Regions from separate parts of the Homo sapiens genome. Here region 1 is linked to region 2. Evidence: read pairs that join two places in POLR2A ChIA-PET (ENCODE). Cell type or tissue: MCF 10A. All regions are shown on one strand. Links, peaks and the distances in the headings refer to the core of each region. The heading gives the core; the rest is flanking DNA.

Region 1 (2,926 bases), core at 261-2,760, 140 kb before region 2:
ATTTCAGAAACAGAAATAATTAAACACTTGAGTTACCCAAGAATAACCTTAATAAGAAATGAATAGAAACTACAAGAAGAAAATTAGAGAATCTTTAAAAAAGACTTGAGTGAATGGAGATATAGTTCTTATTCCTGAATGAAGAGACTGCATATTGTGAAGAAGTCAACTCTTCCCAGACCATTCTATAGATTTAATATAATTCAAATCAGCATTGCAGAGGGATTCATTTAGGAATTTAATAAATTTTTTATAGTTATTCTGGAAAAATAAACTGGGAGGAGAAGCTAAGGAAGCTAAAGAAGGCAATATGAGATGTTAGAACCTACTGTAAAACCAGAATAATGGAATACTATGCGAGCGGTGGAAAAACCAATAGTTCAATGCAAGAGAAATGATAGTCCAGAAGGAGATCTTAAGAATTCATTATCTGTTAAAAATATGGGGAAAGGAAAGATTATGAAATAGACAAGAATAAGGGGGGATATCTGAAGTTAGATTTGCACCTTGCAACTATACCAAAATACATTTCTGAAGAGCATATAATTAAATGTAAAAAATGAACTCCAAAAACATTTTTAAAAGTCAGTATTTCATGATTTTGGTATAAAGTCTTTCTAAGTATAAAATAATTAGAAGTTACAAGGGAAGAGGTTAATAGTTTTCATTGCATAAATTTTTAAACTGTACATTAAAAACCCTTAAAAATTAACAAGCAGATTAAAAGCTAGGACAAAATATTGGCATAAATGCAAATTTATAATATGTAAGTTTTTTAGAAAAAGAAATATATATCCTATTTTTGAAAAATGGGCAACAGACATGAATAGAGACAGTTTATGAATGAAAAATATAATTTAGCCAATAATTCTTAACAGATGTTCAGTCTCACTAATGATCATACAAATGCAAATTAAAAGAACAAAATATATTTTTTCACTATTATATTGGAAAAAAATTAAAATAACAATTCCTAAAGCTGGATAAGATGTGGTAAGGGAGCTCATTCAGTAGGCAAGCATAAATTGATAAGATCTTTCTGGAAACCAATTATACAACACACGTCAAGATCCTAGTTAATAACTTCCAACCCAGAAATTGCTCTTTTAAGAATCTACACTATGAAAACAGTCAGAAATTCCACTGAAGATAGATTTAAAAGGATGTTCGTAAACAACAAAAGGTAAACAACTAAAATGTTCAACAATAGGTGACAGATTAAATTTTAAATAATTTATGGGAAAATTATGCAGGCATTAAAAATCAGGTTTTATAAAGAATGTTAAATGACCAAAAACCTCAATAATATAGGTGAACAAAGTAGGATACAAAACCAAATGCTGTTGGATTTAATGCTGTCTAAATCAAGACATTATATTTGTCTCATATGCATAGAAATTAACTAGTATGCATCACTTCCAAATGATACAGAGAGATCATCTTGAATGGTAGGATTATGCATGATTTTAAAAACACATCAGGTGCATAGTTCTTTAAATTTCTAAAATAAACAGACTTTTTAGGCTTAAAATATTATGTAAAAAGGAATTTGTTAAAATTCACCACAATAATTTAAAGAGACAATATACGTTCAGTGGCAAACTAAATTAGCTGTGTCATCACCTGGCTTCTATTCCAGTTTCTGCCACTTGTTGGCTCTATGACCCTAAATAAGCCATTTATCGTTCTCTAAACTTTGGTTTCTTCAGCTTAAAAATAACAACTGACAAGACTTGCCATTCGGAAAGCTGCTTTGCAAACTGTAAAGTATCATATGCATATACGCTATTATTTTGTGTGTGTGTGTGTGTGTATGTCTGAGTTTAGAACTCCAACCTAAGTGGACCTTATAGATTAAAGCAAAAATCTACTAACCCATACCTGAAAGCCTCGATTCGGAATTACCTTAAACCCTGCACTTGTTTAGCCATATGCAGGAGCCATCTTTGGTTCAGTACACCTACACATGCCGGCCTGTTAACAACTGGCTTGGTAGCCAAGAGAGGAATGACAAATTACATCCAAGGCTATGCGTGGGGCAGATGGGAGAAAGATCAAACCAAGGATGGCCTGAGCTCAGACTCCATAGGATACCTCAAGGGAGCATACACGTACCCTAAAACAGTCCGTGCCTCAGTGGCAGAAGAGCCTTGTGGTGGAAAACACACTGCTTTTACACGTGAGCTACACTGGGAGGAACACAGTTCTTTGCCAACCCTTGTTTGCTCTCCTTTTGAAGTTAGATCACTGGTGTCAAATAAGTTGGGAAAGAAATAAAGAAGGTTGACTTTATTATTAGCTTGACAAAGCTAATAGCCCATACATGATACACTCCAATTGTTAGCTTGACAAAGCCTATAGCCCATACATGATACACTCCAAATTTGATATATTTTCTTATCAAACAAAACAAAATGACAGTGAATTTTAGCTTAGCAAGTTGCATGTTCAACAGCAGCACTGATTCATAGCCAGGGCTGTTCTATAATCAGGACTGAAGAGTGGAGTGGGGAAAGGTACACTCCTCCATTCATATTCGGCTCTTCCTTCCCTTCACTTTCTCTTCTCTATCCACGGGCACAATGCTGAGAACAGCTATAACTTGCAGTGTGTGGAGAGGGATGAGGCATTCATCTGTCAGACAAGCTATCCAATTTTTCTGACTTTTCCAGCTATTTTCATAACATAACAGTGAGCTCAACTTATCCATCATTCATTCATCCATCTATCCATTCATGTATTCATTCATCCATCCATTCATTCTTCAAACAACTGTGTGTGCCTGGGGGAGCCCCCCACCAACATCACTGGTGGCCTCAATATTTTCAATGAACACACATCAGCCTACAAGTGAAGGGTGTATATCACCGGCCTGTGGCCAACCGCTGCAGGCACCATACCACTTCTAAGTCCTGTTATTTGATTA
Region 2 (2,926 bases), core at 193-2,692:
GGTTTTTAATAAGCCATTGTAGGAAACAAACAAAAAAAGGTGGAAGGTGTTGCCTGGGAACTAATAGCTGTAATAAGGAGCCAGTGGATTGCTCCTTAATAAGTGTATGCACTGCACACCTTCTCAGTCCTGATTAACTACATTCTATTTTAGCACCAGACATCTAATGAGAAAATGTTAAGTTTCCCCAAATGGTATGATGGTAGAATCAGAATGGAAAATACCAACAAACCTTGTGAACGCTATCGCCCCAAAATGTGAGCTTGTAAAAGAATTCATCTTAGTTCCACCTTGATTTCTTTTGCATTAATCATTCAAGATATGTAACATTGGAAAACTTACTGTGTGCAAGGTGTGATGAAATCTTATATTCAGAAGCTAAAGATAAAGATAATATATGCATCAGTTTCATAATAGCCGTTTTTGAAGGTGAGATGAAGTTTATTAATTATTTCCACAAACCATCTAGGGTGATTCTCTCAGATTCAGGGAATGTGGGCTTGAGCAAATTTTCATGGTTGATATGAAGGACTTACAGCTAGAACCAAATACTGTTCAGTCTGTATAACGAGCCTGACAATGTGAATAATCTCAGTGCAATAATTTTTTTTTTGTTAAGCACACAGGTATGTACAAACGCACAAAGGTAACTCCTGAATAGTCAATAAATAACTATACCAAACGTATAACTGCTAATTATGGGAATAATATAATGAATAATTACAGATTTTTTTCTAAATGCAAGTTTTCATGCCAGAAAAAAATTTTATCTCCAGAAGAATAATTTGTGCATTGCTTAAACAAAAATCAAAGTGAAATCCTTCCAAACAGCCCAGGTGACATCCTTGGTTTTATTCATGTAAATAATGATTATAAAATATAAAAGCTAAAACAGCTGAATAAAACATCCTTCCTGGCCTCAGGGAGGTCATCAGTTCATTGAGGGTCAAGAAATACTACACTTCTAAAACTACCTTATATCAACCCTTGATGTTTCAAAAGGAAAACAAAAATAGCACCCAAATTTCTCCAGGCAGAGTAAGCCACACACACACACACACACACACACACACACACACACTCTCTCTCTCTCTCTCTCTCTCTCTCTTTAGAAAAGCAAAGTTTGCAACATGCTATAATTAAGCTCACATCCTGACAGTAAAAACACAAAGTTTTATTCTAAATATAGAGGAAGAATCTCCACATTGCACAACCTTTCCAATTGTTGTTTTTTAACATTAGTCATTGATGTCAGTGTGTCCTTTGCATAAAAAAGTCCCTTTCTGAAAATACACATACAGTAGACATGAAAATTGTACTGCTTTCAATTTTTATTTAGGGTGGAGATTTTCTTAAAATCTTCGGTAGATTTTATCCTTGCCTTGTCCTTCCTGTAAGTCTAAATCACTATTTAAATGGCATTTTCCTTCTTGCTCTTAAAATAGCGAAGTGGTATTTGCTAAATGGACATGGATAGCTATTCACAGCCCAATTCCTAAGTCTTAGTCTTCTACACAGGCTGCCCTGATCGCCTCCAGAGATGAAACTTGTCCATGGAAGAGAAGCTATACACACATCTCTGCCACCAGGAACCTGGGAAAGTCTGGTTTCATGTAACACTAACAATGCTGCTACAAAAATTACAATTTTCTAGCATGGTGGATTGGACTCTGTCCTATTTATTAAAAGAACTGTAGACCTGAGGGCAGCTCAATCCACACCTTGCAAAGCACCCACATGTCCCTAGCAGAAAGGAGGGCTGATTTTAATTTATGGGGCTTAATTAACCTTTTAATTTAGGGGTTAGTGGTAAAGTGTATCTAGAATCTAGCTACCTGCTGTGATCCTGGAGCAAGTTAATCTCTCTATGCCTCAGTTTCGACAGCAGGATTCCGTCTCAAAAATCAAAACAAAACAAAACAATAACTAGTATTATTCTCAATTAGGATTTCTAGAACACTAAAAGCTACCACTTGCTGGGCATGGTGACTCACTCCTGTAATCCCAGCACTTTGGGATGCTGGGGTGGGCGGATCACCTGAGGTTGGGAGTTTGAGACCAGCCTGACCAACATGGAGAAACCCCGTCTCTACTAAAAATACAAAATTAGCCAGGTGTGGGGGCGCATGCCTGTAATCTCAGCTACTCGGGAGGCTGAGGCAGGAGAATCGCTTGAACCTGGGAGGGTAGGTTGCAGTGGGCCAAGATCACGCCATTGCACGCCAGTCTGGGCAACAAGAGCGAGACTCCATCTCAAAATAAATAAATAAATAAATAAATAAATAAATAAATAATAAAAACTACCACTCTACACTAAAAAGTCAAACGTGGAAATATACAAAACAAAAGTCTATGTGGAAAAACCCAACAATTTACAAAGGTAAATTAGATTTACAGGAAGCAAACACACTCCTGAGCACTTTTGCTTTATCCAAATACTTCATTTCACTGTTAAGAACAGTTGATGGGCCTTTAGGGAAAATATTTCAGCTTTCAAATAACTGCTTTGAAAAGGACTAAAAACTATATTTAACTGCCTCTTGGGCAATTAGACCATGGCCATTGCCACATCTGCTATTTTCTCATCAGGAAACTGCTTCCAAGACATTTAACATTCATAGGTGTATTAGCTCATTATTAATACTCTGGAAATTCTCCATGACACTATTAACTACAGTGCAGAATTTGATGTAAGGAGGCTCCATCTTGGTTTCAATTCATGTAAGAGGATTATGAACCGAATTCCCTAAAGGATGACACTAGAAATGGTCTCAAACATGGACTGAATTATAGCAAAGCTCCAAAGTGTAATCTATTTCTAAAAACTTGTCTTCAATCATCTCAACCCTTTTCTCATACTTTATCTCTATCTCTTCATATTATCCATCAGTAATTGTTAAAATAGCAAACACTTACATGACACTAT

Evidence for each region. ChIA-PET counts read pairs that join two places held together with the same protein. Peaks named below come from ENCODE experiments on the same cell type or tissue, not always from the same donor. Only the 100,000 strongest peaks of a DNase experiment are listed, where the experiment ranks them.
Region 1: POLR2A ChIA-PET joins it to region 2 with 5 read pairs; 3 of 35 experiments call an interaction of 5 or more read pairs at or near these places.

The regions. Positions count from the first base shown.
Region 1 is chr4:139,805,492-139,808,417 of GRCh38, forward strand. All of the region lies in intron 2 of MAML3 (mastermind like transcriptional coactivator 3), which reads right to left. Among named protein-coding and RNA genes, the nearest start is that of MGST2, 140 kb to the left of the region's middle. In MCF 10A, for the core only: no CTCF peak of the experiment used is centred there; no DNase peak of the experiment used is centred there.
Region 2 is chr4:139,945,846-139,948,771 of GRCh38, forward strand. The region is part of intron 1 of MAML3 (mastermind like transcriptional coactivator 3); the gene reads right to left. Among named protein-coding and RNA genes, the nearest start is that of MAML3-AS1, 180 kb to the right of the region's middle. In MCF 10A, for the core only: no CTCF peak of the experiment used is centred there; a DNase peak (open chromatin) is centred at 1,196.